2 separate regions of the Homo sapiens genome follow, and region 1 is linked to region 2. Evidence: chromatin contacts called from ENCODE Hi-C or POLR2A ChIA-PET data. All regions are on one chromosome and are shown on one strand. Each heading gives the region's core, a stretch centred on a gene start or an enhancer-like site at or near the end of the contact. The rest is flanking DNA. Distances are from core to core; before and after follow the strand shown. Region 1 overlaps APEX2 (apurinic/apyrimidinic endodeoxyribonuclease 2). Region 2 holds the start of TRO (trophinin).

Region 1 (3,802 bases), core at 1-2,500, 88 kb after region 2:
AGCTTTCCAGCTAGTGCGTCCCACAGCTGCCACAGTGGGTTACAGGGTTGAAAGAAACGGTCCTCAGCCCTCAGAGTTGCCAGGCAGGGCCTGGGACCACACAAGTTTCAGGGACGATTGCCTCCTTAGCAAGTAGTATCATTAGTACCCCTAAGTGTGCCATGGAAATGTTTCCTGTATACTGTGACCTGGAAAGTGGGAGCATTGCTTTGAACACAGTGCTTGCTCTAGCCAAGCCTCTTCTCACCTTTGAAAATGGGACTGGTAGACCAGGCACAGTGGTGCACGCCTGTAATCCCAGCACTTTGGGAGGCTGAGATGGGTGGATCACCTGAGGTCAGGAGTTCGCAACCAGCCTAACATGGTGAGACCCCGTCTCTACTAAATACAAAAAAATTAACTGGGCGTGGTGGCGCGTGCCTGTAATCCAAGCTACTTAGGAGGCTGAGACAGGAGAATAGCTTGTACCTGGGAGGCGGAGGTTGCAGTGGGCTGAGATCATGCATTGCACTCCAGCCTGGGCAACAAGAGTGAAATTCAGTCTCCAAAAAAAAAAAAAGAAAAGAAAAAGAATGGGACTGGTAAATCCTGTTCTGTGGGATGCCGTGGGAGGGAGAGAGGATAATGGATTGAGGAAGACATCCATATCCCCTTATGGAAAATACCTCTTTGGTTTTGGGGAACCACTCCTTTCTAGGGAATTTGGTTAGGGCTGACTCATTTCCTGGCTTCAGGGGCTACCCTGGGCCCAGATTTCCAGGGCCCGGATTACCAGTGAAGCGTCAATCCCTGGATTTTTATTGAAACCATTGGAGAAGAGCCATCTCAAATAAATCTGCCAAGTATCCTAGCTCTTTGCAACTCACTGTGTAGTTTTTGGGCATTTCCTTCCTCTTTCTCATTCTGTTTCCCTGTTGGTAAAATGGAATGGTGACCAACAAGTGACCTATGGTTACCTCATAGATCTGCCACTTGTCTGAGGGAGTCAGAATGCACTTGTCTGTTCCCTGTCCAATAAAAGGCTTCACATGCTGTGGTTTGTGCTTTATTTTTAGGCTCAATTCAGCTAGAGGCACACAACAAAGCAGAAGACAGGAGTAGGCCTGGACCCAAGTGAAGCGCAGGTGGGGTGTGAATCCTAGGCAGCTGGCTTCTCAGGCATAGGTGGTGACATACTGGGGCCCCATGTTCCCGAAGTAGGAACGTTCCCACTCACTCATGAGCTCAAAGTGTACAGGACGGCGACAGAAATTGCAGGCAGCCACAGACACATCCTGGAGGGGCAGCCCCACCGCAGTCCAAGCCAGCAGCAGCTTCTCTGAAGGTGGTAGGGGGAGGGGAGGGAAAAAATGGGTTAGACTAGATCTTCCAAATCTGTCACAGTACAGATGAGCCAAGATATTGATCCCCCTCAACCCTTCAAGATACCTCAGGGCCAGAAGTAGCCTACTGTTTGCTTCTGTGTGTGCCGTGAATATTACCATTTGTATCTGGATGCTGGGATATATATTATAAAAGATTTGGAAGCTCTCCTTTGACACAATTTGAAGCCATACTGTCCTGGCCTGGACCACTCCCTAAGTATAGGATGTGCTGTGGCCCAAGAATGACTGTCTGCTTGGGAACTCTAAGCCCTATGAGGACAATGATAATGACAGTAACTATACTGTGTCATTGGTGCTATGACCAGGAAACCTGGGGTAGGGGGTCCACCTGGGGGTGTGAAAACCCAGAGAAGGGAACCTGACCTAGCTGGAGGAAGTACCCCAGGTACGTTCCAGGGCTCTGTTCTTGGCCTTTTCTGTGTTCATGCCCTTGTTGATCTTGTCTAGTCACATGACTTTAAAGACCATCTATATGCTGATGGTTCAGAAATTTTAATCTCCAGCTCACGCCACTCTACTGGTTTCCAATCTTGTATATCCAATGGCTTTTCTCCATCTCCACCTAGATGTCTAATATGCATTTCTAACTTAGGAGTACAACTGAGCTACTCATGTCCCTACCCTCCACCAAGCTATTCTACTTTTAGCTTTTCCCATCTCAGTGGATGGCAATTCCAGTTGCTCAGTCCAAAAATTTCAGAGCTATCCTTTATTTTTCTCTTTCTCTCTTACCCTATATCCCATCTATCAGCAAAGACCCTTGGCTCTACCTTCAAAATCTGACCACTTCTTATTGCCTTCATTATGATCAAGTCTGAGCCACCATCATCTCTCACCTGGGATATTACTGTAGCCCACTCTTGGGTCTCCCTGCTTCCACCCTTGCTCCCTTTTAGTGTATTCTCTACATAGAAGTTGGAGCAATTTTGTTAAAACCCGAGTCAGAAATATCAGTCCTGTGTTCAAATCCTTTCAAGGGCTCTCAGAGTAAAAGCCAAACTCCTTCTAATGGCCTACCATACCCTATACAATCTGGTCCCACATTGCCTCTATGTACTCAATTTTTCTGTCTCCCACTTGCTTATACCATTCCACCCACACCCATCTTCTTACTGTTCCTCAAATATAAAAGGAATACTCCTGTGTCTTCCCTGCCTTAGGATGTTCCCTCTGCCTGCGATGCCATTCCCTTAGATATCTGCCTCACTAACTTCACCTCCTTCAAATTTTTGCTCAAGTTTCACCTCAGCGTCTTCTACCCTTGCCACTCTAATACTACAACCCTTCTCTGAACTCGCCCCTGGCCCCTTATCCCATTCTCCTTATCCTGCTTTATTTTTTCCCATAGCACTTAGAACTAATGTGCTACTTAATTTGCTTATTTTTGGTAATTTTTTTTACTACCCCTTCCACTAGAATGTAAGCTCCAGAGGGTAGGAATTTTGTGTCTGATTTGTTTGCTACTGCATCCCCAGTGCCTAGAACAGTATCTAGTACACAGTTGGTACTCAATAAATATTTGTTGAAAGAATGCCTAAGTTAAGTCTACAAGATGAAGGAAAGTAAGCCAGAGGAAAGTGTGAGGGAGGGCATTCCAATCAAAAGAGAGCAGCATGAGCAAAGTCCCAGAGGTAAGAGAGCAGAAAAAAATGAGGGAACGACAAGTCCTTCAGTGTAGCTGAAAAAACAAAATGCATGTGGGGAGGAGGTGAGGGCATAGAGATCACCATGTGGAAGGCATTGAATGCTATGCTGAAGAGCTTCAACTCTGTCCTATATGTCAATGTTTCCAAATTTTGGACTATACATCCCTATCAGTACAAATGTTTTAGCATGTACCTCCAATCTCTATATTTGTTTATATATTATATACATGTATAACTGTCAGTCTGTATATTAAAGATCAGTATCAGTGATGCTTGATTTCCTATTTTTAAGATAAAAAAACATAAAATTCTAATACATATTCTGTTCCTTCACCCTGTAATCATTTTGCATACCCCTTGGAGGTCACTGCTTTAGAGTCTAGAGGGAAACATGAAGGGGTTTAAGCAAGGGAGCAATATAGTCAGAATTTTAGAAAAATCCCTCTAGTGGTCATCATCGAGAAAGGATTTGAGAGGAGCAAGAGAGAAGCAGAGAAATTAGGAAAAAAATCATGTTGACATGGATTAAAGAAGTGGCAGGGGAGAAAAGCAAATAGGTTTGAGAGAGATTATAGATAACTTTTGCAGGATTTCAGGATGGATTGGCTATGGAACTTAGGGACTGGTGGAGCCATCGTGGATGCCTCATATATTCTTACAAAAGCCTAGCCTAGGTGGACATTCAGAGAACCAAGAATACTGAGAGCTCTACAATTGAAGCCCAGAGCAAAAGAGAATACTGAACAAAAGGCCCAGGAGTCTGGGTCATCA
Region 2 (3,790 bases), core at 1,291-3,790:
TAAGCCAAAAGAACAAAGCTGGGGGCATCTCGCTACCTGACTTCAAACTATACTACAAGGCTAGAGTAACCAAAACAGCATGGTACTAGTACCAAAACAGAGATACAGATCAATGGAACAGAACAGAGCCCTCAGAAATAATGCCGCATATCTACAACTATCTGATCTTTGACAAACCTGAGAAAAACAAGCAATGGGGAAAGGATTCCCTATTTAATAAACGGTGCTGGGAAAACTGGCTAGCCATATGTAGAAAGCTGAAACTGGATCCCTTCCTTACACCTTATACAAAAATTAATTCAAGATGGATGAAAGACTTAAACGTTAGACCTAAAACCATAAAAACCCTAGAAGAAAACCTAGGCATTACCATTCAGGACATAGGCATGGGCAAGGACTTCATGTCTAAAACACCAAAAGCAATGGCAACAAAAGCCAAAATTGACAAGTGGGATCTAATTTAACTCAAGAGCTTCTGCACAGCAAAAGAAACTACCATCAGAGTGAACAGGCAACTTACAGACTGGGAGAAAATTTTTGCAACCTACTCATCAGACAAAGGGCTAACATCCAGAATCTACAATGAACTCAAACAAATTGACAAGAAAAAAACAAACAACCCCATCAAAAAGTAGGTGAAGGACATGAATAGACACTTCTCAAAAGAAGACATTTATGCAGCCAAAAAACACATGAAAAAATGCTCACCATCACTGGCCGTCAGAGAAAGGCAAATCAAAACCACAATGAGATACCATCTCACACCAGTTAGAGTGGCAATCATTAAAAAGTCAGGAAACAACAGGTGCTGGAGAGGATGTGGAGAAATAGGAACACTTTTACACTGTTGGTGGGACTGGAAACTAGTTCAACCATTGTGGAAGTCAGTGTGGTGATTCCTCAGGGATCTAGAACTAGAAATACCATTTGACCCAGGCATCCTATTACTGGGTATACACCCAAAGGACTATAAATCATGCTGCTATAAAGACACACGCACACATATGTTTATTGCGGCATTATTCACAATAGCAGAGACTTGGAACCAACCCGAATGTCCAACAACGATAGACTGGATTAAGAAAATGTGGCACATATACACCATGGAATACTATGCAGCCATAAAAATGATGAGTTCATGTCCTTTGTAGGGTCATGGATGAAATTGGAAATCATCATTCTCAGTAAACTACTGCAAGGACAAAAAACCAAACACCGCATATTCTCACTCATAGGTGGGAATTGAACAATGAGAACACATGGACACAGGAAGGGGAACATCACACTCTGGGGACTGTTGTGGGGTGGGGGGAGGGGGGAGGGATAGCATTAGGAGATATACCTAATGCTAAATGACGAGTTAATGGGTGCAGCACCCCAGCATGGCACATGTATACATATGTAACTAACCTGCACATTGTGCACATGTACCCTAAAACTTAAAGTAGAATAATAATAAAATAAAATAAAAAAGACTTGTTTTTGGCCTAACTTATGATCTATCCTGGAGAATTTTCTATGTGTGCTTGAGAATATTATATATTCTATTGGATAAAATATTCCGTAGGTCCTTTTTGTCTAAAGTGTATTTCAAGTTCAATGTTTCCCTATCGATTTTCTGTCTGGATGATCTGTGAATTGTTGAAGATGGGGTCTTGAAGTCTCCTACCATTATTGTATTGCAGTCTACTTCTCCCTTCAGATCTATTAATATTTGTTTTATATATTTAGGTGCTTCTATGTTGGGTGCATATATTAAATATGTTTATAATTATTCGATATTCACGATGAATTTATCTCATTATCATTATATAATGACCTTTAAGATCTTTTATGGTTTTTGACTTTAAGTCTATTTTATTTGACATATGTGTAGTTATCCTTGCTCTCTTTTGAATGATTGATGGAATAGATAAATGTCATGAATTGTTTTCTGCATGGGGGCACAGTGCACCATGTCACAAGAGACAGTCTAAGTACAAACTGATATTGTTAAAACATCAATATAGTCATTGTGGGATCAATAAAAACTTTTCATAGATTTTTATACATTACTGTTTTTATTCTGAATTGCATAAGATGGACGGGCACCCTATCTTTTAGTGTTTAGAACCTCTAAATGTTTTAATGTGGTAACACTTGAAAAACAGAAATGAATATGACCTAGTCCCCTGCTCCAGAGCAGCTCTAGGGAAGAGAGACATAGACACAAGGTATAACAACACTATGTAAATAGTGTTGGGATAGAGGGTCTGTAGGAAGGGTTGGTGTGGGAGTTCAGAGAACTACATTCCTCCTAGGGGAAACAGGAGAATCAAATAGGAACGGAGATACAGAGTGGGGAATAGAGAAGTCAAATGGAGAATAAGAGGGAGTGATAACTGAATAGGGGTAGTAAGAAGAAAAAGGGAGCTACATTGAGGAGAATGGAAAGTTGAAAGTAGGTATGGAGGGGAGGAGACTGACAGGCAGGAACGGAGACCCCCCTCTGGAGGCGGAAAGAGGCAGGACCACTTCCGGCCAGGGAGGGGGATAGGCTCAGACACAAGGAGAGGCTTGGAGAGAGCAGACGCCTTCTGGATTCAAGAAGACGAGGTGAGCTGAGGTACCTGGCTTTAGTGAAGACCCTGTGGGGGCTTCCTGGCTGCGGCTTCGACGTGCCTGACTCCACACGCCCCTAAGGTTTGAAGAAAACCTGCTGGAGGTTTGGGACCTAACCGCATCAAAGTCGCCTTTAGCGGTGCCTGGACCCAGTTCGCACGGGAGGAAGTAGGAGGCAGAATCCCCTTTGGGCCACAGAAAGTAACGATCTGGACTCGGTTCGGGCCGTGAAAGGGAGGGATGCAGACCTAGTTGGGACCGCAGAAAGGAAGGATCGAGAAATCCTTCAGACGGTAGCAAGAGGGGAGGAGGATACACACAGTTCGGGAGGGAGATAGGAGACGGCAGGACTCCGTTTAGGCTGGAGAAAGGGGGCAGTACCCCGTTTGGGCCACAGAATGGAGGGATCGGGACCCAGAGATAAGAGTGGGCAGCATCCCTTTTGAGCAACGGAAAGGACCAGACTCAGACAGGAGAAAGGAGGGGATATGACCCGGTTGGTTCCGGTTTGAAAGGGAAGAGACAGGACCTGGTAGGGTTTGAGAACAGGAATACACAGAAGGTTCATACAGTTGGATTTGGGGGTGAGGTATTCATGTTGCAGAAAGGGCGGAGCTGCACACTTGCAGACGTGGAAAGAGGGGGGAGTGGTGTTGGTTGGGGAAGGGGTGGTGCAGAGACGTACCGCAGAGCGGAGGGAGGGGGCTTATTAAAGGAAGGGAAGATGAAGAGAAATGCTGCAGAGCGGAGGGAGGGGGGTGTATTGGGAAGGGGCGGTGCGTGGCAGTACCGCAGAGGAGAGATGGGCGGTGTTGGGGTAGGGGCGGTGCGGAGTGGTACTGCAGAGCGGAGGGAGGGGGCTAGTGTTGGGGGAAGGGTTGGATCGAGATGTGATGCAGTTAGAAAGAGTGGGTCGGGGTGGCGCCAAGATGTTCTGTTGCTCTGAGAGCAGGGGGCAGATGTGGGATTGAGCTGGTTAGAAACTGTCCGGTTTACCAAGGCGCATGCGCGCGGAGGGCATTGAAGAATGGTTCTTTTGGGATAGAGGTGGGCCTAAGATGGGGGGTGGGGGCGCCTCTAGTCGGTGCGCATGCGCACTATCGAGTTGCGGAGGGGGCGTGTAAAGGGGTGGGGTCGTAGAACTGACTCTCTCGGAGGCAAAAGGAGCTGGGCCTTGGAAACCAGATGG

Evidence for each region. Hi-C counts contacts between places; a loop is a spot of excess contacts on that map. ChIA-PET counts read pairs that join two places held with the same protein, here RNA polymerase II (POLR2A). Pooled maps may share reads with other maps.
Region 1: a pooled map shows a loop between it and region 2 (3-fold over the local background). The contact joins the enhancer-like site here to the promoter of TRO in region 2. A Hi-C loop is called at or near these places in 6 of 168 maps with a recorded cell type or tissue (CD4-positive, alpha-beta T cell, CD8-positive, alpha-beta T cell, astrocyte of the cerebellum and 3 more), 9 of 37 single-sample maps with no recorded cell type and 16 of 50 pooled maps. POLR2A ChIA-PET finds 5 or more read pairs at or near these places in 14 of 52 experiments (AG04449, AG04450, CD4-positive, alpha-beta T cell and 9 more).

What each region holds. Positions count from the first base shown.
Region 1 is chrX:55,008,026-55,011,827 of GRCh38, forward strand. APEX2 (apurinic/apyrimidinic endodeoxyribonuclease 2) reads left to right here. Exons shown (of 6, transcript NM_014481.4): 6 at 1-1,032. ALAS2 (5'-aminolevulinate synthase 2) reads right to left here. Exons shown (of 11, transcript NM_000032.5): 11 at 1,030-1,318. The coding sequence ends at 1,155. Among named protein-coding and RNA genes, the nearest start is that of APEX2, 9.6 kb to the left of the region's middle. RefSeq lists an enhancer at 1-45. Within about 2 kb of position 1,251, at least 7 of the 41 ENCODE cell types and tissues checked have a DNase peak (open chromatin) inside an H3K27ac peak, as active enhancers do.
Region 2 is chrX:54,918,284-54,922,073 of GRCh38, forward strand. TRO (trophinin) reads left to right here and starts at 2,541. Exons shown (of 13, transcript NM_001039705.3): 1 at 2,541-2,595.